2 separate regions of the Homo sapiens genome follow, and region 2 is linked to region 1. A link is an interaction called in ENCODE POLR2A ChIA-PET data of the cell type or tissue named here. Cell type or tissue: GM12878. All regions are shown on one strand.

Region 1 (5,000 bases):
TAAGTACAGAGTACAAGGATCTAAATGTCTGTCATATAAACAATGGGCAATCTTATTAGGCAATTTTGGACACCTATTACGTGGCTTTATTTATTTATTAATAGTAGGCTTTTCTCATCATGGTTCATGGGGATTTGTAAGGTAACGATACCCTGGACAGCCTTCCAAGATGTTTTGATGTTGGCAGCAATGCATTACTGGGGCAGGGGCAGGGGAGGAGGTAGAAAGTGTGATAACTCTGCATCACTCCTTCTTCTTTGTTCTCATTTATAACACCTAAGGCATTGGAATTCCCCAGAGTAAGAATTCTAGTGAAAAGGGAAGCAAATAAAATACATCTGACAGTTGGGATCCTTGGGTTTATACATGTGCTGACTAATTACATATGAAATGAGATATCCCCTTAAATTAAAACTATTTGAAGATACCACTTCAAATATATGTAATAGATGATTTACACTTCTTATCATGGCTTTCAATAGCAAGAATTTCTCTTGCAGTAGGATAATTAACTAGAAATATAAAGAAATGTTTCAAAAGTATAATAATGTAGAAGAAAAATAGAAAAATTTGATTTTGGAAGAAATCTTCCTCCATTATTATGAAGATAGCTGCAGTTTGGTTTTTTTTTTTTTTTTTTTTTTTTTTTTTTTTTTTGGGACGGTCTTGCTGTGTCGCTCTGGCTATGGTGTGGTGGCATGAACACAGCTCACTGCAGCCTGTACTTACTAGGTTGAGCCATCCTCCTGCCTCAGTCTCCAAGTAGGCTCCCAAGTAGGTGGGACTACAGGTACATGCCACTATGCCTGGCTGATTTTTAAATTTTTTGTAGAGACAGGGTCTCGCCATGTTGCCTAGGCTGGTCTTGAACTCCTGGGCTCAGGCATTTCTCCTGCCTTGGCCTCCCAAAGCGTCAAGATCACAGGCATGAGTCACCACACCCAGCTGATAGCTGCAGTTTTGTGTGTGAGAGTTGATCTTCTTGCCTTTACTGTGACAAAACATCTTTATGGAAAGACAAACAGTATTCGTTACGTTTATTTTACCTGTGTATTCAAGAATGTTTATTTTTTTCATAAGCTACAAAACCAGATTAGAAAAGTAACTTGTATTTCCTAAAAGGAGGCATATTTTAGGAGCTATATGAACTGGGCATTTTTAATTTTTTTTCATTACTTTGGGGAATATTTCAGGATCTCATCAGCATTCATTACATGGGAGGACAGGGGATTAAAAAAACAAAATTGATTGTTAATGAATTTTTTTTTTTTTGTATTTAGGAAGAAGAAAGACTGTAACTTAAAAAGAATTGTGGCAAATTATATATGTTAAATATTCTGGTCTAGAAATGTGGTATAGAGGTTCCCTAGAAGCTTCTGTTCCACTGTGGTTAAAATGTTTTCTCACCTTCTTGAACTGTCTTTGTAGGTGATGTCATGAAATGTCCCAAGAGAACGTTGTATAAAACTTCCTTTGACCTTTCTGGACTCAGGGCTGAGCTCCTTAGACCTACAGTTTCTTGTTAAAATCGAGTAGGTTGTGTTTGAAAAATAAAGTTTATTTGTAAAATTATTTCAGTTTATATTTTATGTATAATCATCTCTCTTACAAATATATGACTCAAGGAAAGATAGTATTTTGCCCTAGGGTCAAGAGTGAAATTATTTAAACTTATTAGTGCATATTTATTTCTTTTCTATTTTATGCTAAAAAAATGTGTGGAACTAAAATTTGAAAAGATACTTATTTTGTTAGTTTAGAAAATGTTTAGTATTTCATATAATCTTAACTTTCAAGTATTTTGGCGTCTATCTTAATATTTTCTCCTTTAAGAAAAGACAAAAATTAAAAATCTTATTCTAACTTAGTTTAGTCCACTCAGTGAAACAGCATTTAATATTTAATGAAAATTGTTTTGTCGTTTCCTTTGACATCTGTATTAAAGATTGCTAATTGCCTCCAAAATCCATTTTGTCCCTTTCCTATCATTATATATTTCCCCATTGTTATCCATCCATAGTAAAGATAGCATTTCCTGGGTTCACATGTTGCTGATGTGGCCCTGTGAGCAAGTTTTGATGAATTGGATGTGAGTAGAAGTGAGCTGTGCAGCTTCTAGATCATGCCCTTAAAGGGAAGCCACATGCCCGCTCATTCCCCTTTTTCCTGCTCCCTGCTGGCTAGAATGTGAACAGGGTTATGAGTCATCTCAACCATGTGAAGGAGGGTGATGGAACAGGGATGGGAGAAGGAGCCTAAGTCCTTGACTTCTCCATAGACTAGAGCTGCTTTGCTTAGGCGAGAAGGAAATAAACATCAGCATCAGATAGTATTATTCTGTCACACTTAGCCAAAACTGTGTATAAAATACATTACCATGCTGACAGAATTCACCATTTCTGCTGTGTTTTTTTGAGGTTTAAGTTTCAAATTTGCATAATATGTGAAGGCATTTTCATGTGAAATAAAACATTATTAACTATATCTTGTTTTCAGAGCAACCACTGGATTCATGCTAATACTGCTTTTATATTACAGTTATTCAGTATTAAACCATTTTGTGACTATCTGTAACTGTTAGATGTATGACCCATTTGAGGCGTAAACAGAGTGCTGTCTCTTGATAATCTAAATTTCCTGTCTTAAATTTTTGTGTCTGCTTTGCCTCCCTTTCTTTGTCTTCCTCCCTCATGTCTTTCCCTCCCCTTTCTGCCTTTGGCTAATGTCTGGGCCAGTGCTGGTAAAGTGCTCCCTGGCCAGTCCATGGGAGTTTAAGGACCTTAACAGAGACCAGGTTCCTGGCGTTACTTCTGAACACACACACACACACATACACACTGGTAAAATTCAGTTACTTGCTTGGGGAGTTTATGAGTTTATATTGTAATGGATGGAAAAATGCCCTGTGCTTTGCAACCTTTTAGACTAAGTAATAACACTTACAAGAAATTGTGAGTGTTATGGGAACCAACTTCTGTGTGGGAGATGGGTACGAGGGAAAAAAAAAGTTTCATAATGATGAATGAGAAATTTTCAGAAAGCATTGTTTGGTTTGTCATTTTCAGTCCAGAAGGTTACTTACGTCATTTACTCTGGGGATGGAATATAGCTTCACTGAATGACAGCATTTGGTTCCAAGTTATTTAGTTATGTTTCATTGTGTTGAAATACCCTACCTTTGCCAGAATCGTTGTAAACTATGTGTGAAGCTCTAGGTGGGGAAAAATTGAAAGGAGCGCCATATTATATTACAGGAACAATTCATGTCCTACTCTTGGTTTCCTTTCAAAGCCCTGTATTTGTGGCTGTGCTAATAAATTCCATCACATTCATTATGCATAGCTGTAAGTGTATGTAAATACCACGCATCTTGCATTTTGAAGAAAACCAGGGAGTGAACACACATAGTCTTTCTTGCCTGGGATTCATTTATTTTTTAAAATTCATTTTATATATGAATGAGAAAGTTGAGGGAACATTTCCTTTCATACCAACATAGAAAATCCTCTAATACCACATCCCCTGTCTCCTGGTCCTGGGAGCAGTAATGGGATTTTCTGGGTGCATTTGCATCATGTGTATCATTGCTTTTCTGTTTATGTTCAGAAGCCTTTTCTGCCAAGGCTTCCACAATCTTCTGACCCCAGCAGCAGGTACATCCTTGTAGATGTCAGTGTAAGTCTTTATATTATGAAGAGTATTTGAGAGAATGGTACAAGAGGATGAAAGGGTGAATGGAAGTTGGGGGCAAAATAATGGAGGGCTAAAGAATATAGATTTGATCTTACAAAAGCTGTCGAGAAACCATTGTGCATTCTTAAGCAGTGAAGTGGCACCATTTAAAATGCACATGAATGATTAGTCTAATATAGTTTGTCTGACGGCAAAGACTGGAGAGTGGAGTAAGAAATTTGTTGGATTTTATACCAAAAAGCTAAAGTGTTTCTAGGATAGCATGTCTTGTTTAATATTTTATCTTTTTTCAAAATGGAGATCATGTTTTATACTGCCTTGTTATATGGTTTTATTACTTCTTTATGAATGACTTAATAGAGCATTTTGTGTATGTGGTAAATATTTGTATGTTCGTTTCTCTGATCAAGAAGCTAATGGATTATTTTGAAGTATCTACTATTTTGTAGCACTACATGAGTTGTACAATTAACTTGAGTCCCCATAAACAAAATTGGGGACATGCTGGATCCATGTCATGCTGTCATGCTGGAGCCGTGTCATGCTGGAGCCATTTCAAACTCCAGTGTGCTTGACGTTAAATTTCAAAAGTCAAGGAAATTGTTGTTAAGGAGCTTAGTTGAAGCTATCTTTTCAAGAATTTAATCTACTAATTCATTTTGTTTAATTTTTAGGAATTTGTATGTCATTAAAATACTCTCAAAAATGCTGTTCTGATTTGAAATGAAATACGAGTATAAAAATTGGGGTCGATCTTTGGTACATTGTTTATTGTACTGGAAAATGAATGCTTAACATTAGTCTGTGATAGTGATATCATGCTATTTTGTATTCAAGCCTTTATATGTTTTCATCAGGAAGAGTCAGGCAAAAGCAGACAAAAATTTCAACTAATGGCAAAGCACTTTGTACCTTTAAAACAATTTAATGAGGAGTTGTTTTTACTCTAAAAGCTGAGGCAAGAGATACATGGCAGTAAAATCTGCTATTGTTAATCTACTGTAGTCTCAAATTTTTATTCATTAATTTATTTATTCATCAGTTCCTTCAGTGATATTTGTTGAGCGCCTACTCTGTCCTGGCACTGCTGTAGTCACAGAGGACAATTATGAGTTACTGAGCCTGACTCCTCTCCTATATGGATTAGAGAGTGAACATAAAATATCAGGAAAACTAAACAGTTTTTACATTTTGCTTTGAATGTTTTTTTACTTTCCTCTCCGCTTCCTTTCCCCCCTTCTCTTCTTTCTCTTTCCATCCCAGGTCCTCCTTTTTCTCACTATCTGAGAGTCGGAGGAAACAAGGAG
Region 2 (5,000 bases), 120 kb before region 1:
CAATATATTATGGGGGAATGCCTTGCATTAAATTATTTGCTATTCTTACTTTAAAAATCAGCCTCCTTACATAAAAAAGGTGAGAGAGTAAGATAAATGCTAAACTCATACAATAAAAACTATTACTATGGAGGACTTATGACAAAAAAATAAAAATAAAGCATTTTATAAGAGGAAACAGAAAGACAGAAAAGATAATTATAAACAAACTTTATGGTCCCAGAAACCTGAATGATGAAGCAAAAAAAGGAAATAATGAGCAAATAGAAAACCAGATTCTAATCCTGAGACACAACGTATCCAAACACTAATCTCTCTAGAACTTGAAGGGATAACACTCATTCCTAGAACAGTAATGAAAGTTTTCTTTGTTAAATAGGAATGGAATTGCTGCTGACAGAGGGAAGGGACCTTACCTTCTGGAAAAATACGGTTTTAATTTGGCTAAAATCCACGTCTGATAAATTCTCAAAGCACTTTGTGGGCAATTTTGTTCTTCACAAGATGGATGTTTTGAGTGACAAAAGGAACTCTAGGCCTAATTCAAACCAATCATGAGGAACTGTTCCATCTCTGACAGAAATAGAAACCACAGGAAAATGCAAAGTTGTTCACTTAAAAATAAGAGGAATACTGGGCATAGAATAGGTGCCTACTTTAGGGAAGCACTTTTCCAAAAGTTAGGGGCTGATGTCCATGCCTGATTCAAGGAGAAAAGTTTATGCTAACCAATAAAATTATGACTATTAACTGCAAATATCTCTTTATGAGAGAAAAGAGGAGAGAAAGATAAAAAAGACAGCATGATAAATTGCAATGTCTGTAAACATACACAAGATGGGTGCAGGACGCACCAGAATGAGCAAGACAAAGCCTCTAAGAAAAATGTAAGACAGTGCCAAGAATAAACTGCAACTAGTGAGAAATATTAAGGATGACAAAAGGACTTTTCTTAAATACTTGCTTGGTGCAAGAAGAATAAGAAAACACAGATCTGTCACTTAAAGCAGCAATGTTAGTTACAATAACTAGAATGTAAAACCCTGTATCTCTTCTTTTATCTTCGCTGTATAAACTACACTTTACTGAGTTGATCTCCATGTGTCAGGTATCAAACTAAGTACTTGTAGGCAGATTATTTCATTTAACCTAAAAAAAAAAAACCCACCATGATATGGATATTGTTATCATTCCTTTTCTCACAAATGGGAATATTGAAATTAATAGAGGTTGTATATCGTGTCCACAGTCACACAGTTAGAAAGCGTCAGAGCCAGGGTTTGAACTCAAGTAGCCTAACTATAGAACCCATATTTTTAATCACTATACAGTATTTTACTATCTGTTCCATCAAAAGAAATCATTTTTCAGAGTGGAGATGATAGAACATACATGAGAACAAGAGTATTTAAATCCAAGATACCTGCAAAGCATCTAGACACTCTAGATTTAGACTTTTAGCTCCTTGGCCAAGATTAATTACCTTTCAGGAAAATAAAACTACATACCAATGAGATCACTAGACCTCTCGCAATGATCTATGAAGAATAATGGAACAGCTATCTGGTATCTAATGGCTAGAGTCAGATAAATGGTTTCTCAATAGATTTCCAGAATAATGGGAAATTTGGTTTTGCATTAACAATAGGCTACGTATGTTATATTCATTCTAGGAAAAATTGTAGATGGTTTATTAAAAAAAAAAGTGGTCAGTAAAGATCAAAATGTGTTCATTAAGACTGAGAAATGGCAAATGAAACTATTTATATTTTAAAACTAAAAAGATAGTAAAAATAAATTCTAATGCTAAAAAGAAAAAAAATACACCTCTTTTTGATAAGAGAAAAACAATACCAGTATTTGTAGAAGGTAGGATAGACCATGGGCCAAATCATACACTTCAGGTCATTTTTAAGTGGTTGTGAAAGTTCATGAAAAGAGTTTACTGGTTGATCAAACTCAATCAGAAGAGTTTTTTAATGACTTGATTCAGTAATTTCATTTCAGTCCTTTCTGGATCAAAATTTTTATCTACAAAGATATAAAAGACTTATTTAACTTAATTAAGGGTGATTAACAAGAAAGAGAAAACAAATGCATAGTTTTCCAAGAAGGATTTCCATACTCTTTCAACTGGATAAAGTGATGGACTAAATCTAACCAGATGAAATAAAATAAAGATGATTTTTTAAAAATATACACTTTAGCTAAACAAACCACCAAATGACTGCACTATTACAGGATGAAGGGGATGTGGTATCCCTGGGGAGTGCCCGAAAATGTCATAGGATTTGTGTCAACATGAATTCAACATGAGTCAGTAGAATGCTCTGCACTGGACATGCCATAAGGAAGTGTTGCTTTCAACTCTCGCCTTCAACATGTTAAAAAGCATCAGAAGAGGTTGACTGGGACAAGCTAGGTCAGGAAGAAAAGCACATGAAGAAACCTGAAAAGGAAAAACACTGAGGCTACCTTGCCTTGAGACAAGTGTATGCTCGTCAGTTATAAAGTTCTTGGGTCCAAGTGACAGAAACTCCTACTCAGACTGGTGTGAACTATAAGAAATTGTATTTTTTTTTAATAGGAAGCTCAGAATTAAAGTAGCCTTCAGATAATGATGGATAAAAGCATTAAACCCAGAGAAGACATCCAACAGTCTTCCTATGGCTCTCTAATGAAAGAGAGGTAAAACTTTATCCAAAATATTTCTATTGTGACTGCACTGGTCAGAATTGTGTCTCATTGCCATTCCTTGCTTCATCACTTACAAAGGAATGCAGCAAGTCCTACACTAGCCACAACACTCTGGAACTAATAACCAGTTAAGAATAACTTTATATATATGAGGGGTGATGTTCCTTTGAGGTATAACCATATATGAGAAAGATAATGCATATTTAAGCAAAATTGAGAGTTCTGTTAGAAATTAAAAAAAAAAAAAAAAAAAGGACACCAGTCAAGTCCACCATCCAACTCCTAGTGAAAACCTGACTGTAAATTTCAATTTAGGAGTTGCCGTATGGAAATATATCCTGTGACTTGAGAGGAGGGAATGTAAGACTGATGTTTGGAAGTTAAAGGTGAATATACAGCAAGCCAATAACAAACAACATTTGCTGCATAATGAATGAGTCCCTTATTTTACACATGCTCTCTGGAGGAGGGAAAAAAAAAACCTCCACTATATGCCCTCCAAAAAGTCTTCCAACCGAAGACCAGCCCACAATTCAGGTTTTGTTCTGCATAAAAACATAGCCAATGAAGTGAATGGATCCTGAAATTTCAACCATTGTCAACCTGCAAAGTAATTCCAGGCTTTCTGGTCATGAGGGCCTAGAATCAGACAAAGATGCTCTGTATTTGCCAACTTTCTCCCCACAGTATTAAGATCTACTGAGAGGGGCACCTTTCTGGAATATGCACAAAGACGTCATGTGTACTAGTTCGCCTGACAATAATTCCAATACTAGGTTTCAATGATTGAAGTTAATAACTTACTAAAATAAGTTAGAAAGAATAGAATTGCAGTTTCAAAATAATTACAACAAAATAACAACTATTTTAACACTTGACAGTTTGAAAAACTCTTTTCCATTTTCAAGTAGATATTATGATTATTCTTATTTTATAGATGAGGATGCTGAGATCCAGGTTTAAATTTAACCAATTAGAAAATGGTGGATTTGGGTTTTCCAACCCATGTCTGCTTGATTCCAAAAATGTGCAATGATAATAGGAATTGTTCTCTCCCTCTTCTTCCTCCTTTCTTCTTTTTTTTCCTTCTACTGAGTTTACAGGTTTTTTTTTTTTTTTTGGTAGCAATACTAAAATATTTTTATAGTAATACTTATTTCTTTTTCTTTTTTTTTTTTTTGAGATGGAGTTTCACTCTTGTTGCCCAGGCTGGAGTGTGATGGTGTGATCTTGGCTTCCTGCAACCTCCACCTCCGGGTTCAAGCGATTCTCCTGTCTCAGCCTCCCAAGTAGCTGGGATTACAGGCGCCTGCCACCACGCTGAGCTAATTTTTGGCTAATTTTTGTATTTTTAGTAGAGACGGTGTTTCACCATGTTGGCCAGGATGACTTTGAACTCTTGACATCAGATGATCCACTCACTTTGGCCTCCCAAATGGCTGGGATTACAGGGGTGAGCCACTGCACCTGGCTAGTAATACTTATTTCTTTTCTTTCTTTCTTTTTTTTTTTTTTTGAGACAGAGTCTCACTCTGTAGCCCAGGCTGGAGTGCAGTGGTGCCATCTCGGCTCACTGCAGTCTCCGCCTCCCGGGTTCAAGCAATTCTCCTGCCTCAGCCTCCGGAGTACCTGAGACTACAGGCACGTACTACCATACCTGGCTAATTTTTGTATTTTTAGTAGAGACGGGGTTTCACCATGTTCGCCAGTCTGGCCTCGAACTCCTGACCTCAGGTGATCTGCCCACCTTGGCCTCCCAAAGTGCTGGGATTACAGGCATGAGCCACCGTGCCCAGCCAATACTTATTTCTTAAACCCATAAGATCTTTAAAAGCAAAACTCTGTCCCTCCCATAGTTTACTGCTCACTGAGGATGTTTACACTTTTCTTTGCACCCAGAAAGTATTCAAATATCACAATAATGATCTCTTTCCAGCATCTGATTTATATATATGTTCTGATTATGGATCTGGTTCCAGGAAAAAAATGGATTGGATATCAGCTCCAGGTTGATATCAACTCCATTTTTACATTTATGTAGTCCCTTACATGATGACCCAATGTTGAAAAAACTTACATTAAGAATAACTTTTTAAAGTTCACATCAAGGATTCACTATATCCTGGATTTATTGCTAATATATCTGCTGTCACACAATGAATTTCTTCAATTTCCTTTTCTTTATTAAAATATTACATATATGTAAGTAAATCTTAGTACCTCTTTACTAAAAGTGAAGTTGAAGGGCAAAAAAGTCAAGTCTTTTAGCACACCCGAGTCTACAGGTCAAGTTAATATTAAGA

The links. Peaks named below come from ENCODE experiments on the same cell type or tissue, not always from the same donor. Only the 100,000 strongest peaks of a DNase experiment are listed, where the experiment ranks them.
Region 2: POLR2A ChIA-PET joins it to region 1 with 7 read pairs; 3 of 35 experiments call an interaction of 5 or more read pairs at or near these places.

What each region holds. Positions count from the first base shown.
Region 1 is chr3:105,825,324-105,830,323 of GRCh38, reverse strand. The region is part of intron 3 of CBLB (Cbl proto-oncogene B); the gene reads left to right. Among named protein-coding and RNA genes, the nearest start is that of CBLB, 41 kb to the left of the region's middle. RefSeq lists a silencer at 1,321-1,370. In GM12878, no CTCF peak of the experiment used is centred here; DNase peaks (open chromatin) are centred at 1,423 and 3,013; H3K27ac peaks cover 2,368 bases.
Region 2 is chr3:105,942,240-105,947,239 of GRCh38, reverse strand. No RefSeq gene overlaps it. Among named protein-coding and RNA genes, the nearest start is that of CBLB, 76 kb to the right of the region's middle. In GM12878, no CTCF peak of the experiment used is centred here; no DNase peak of the experiment used is centred here.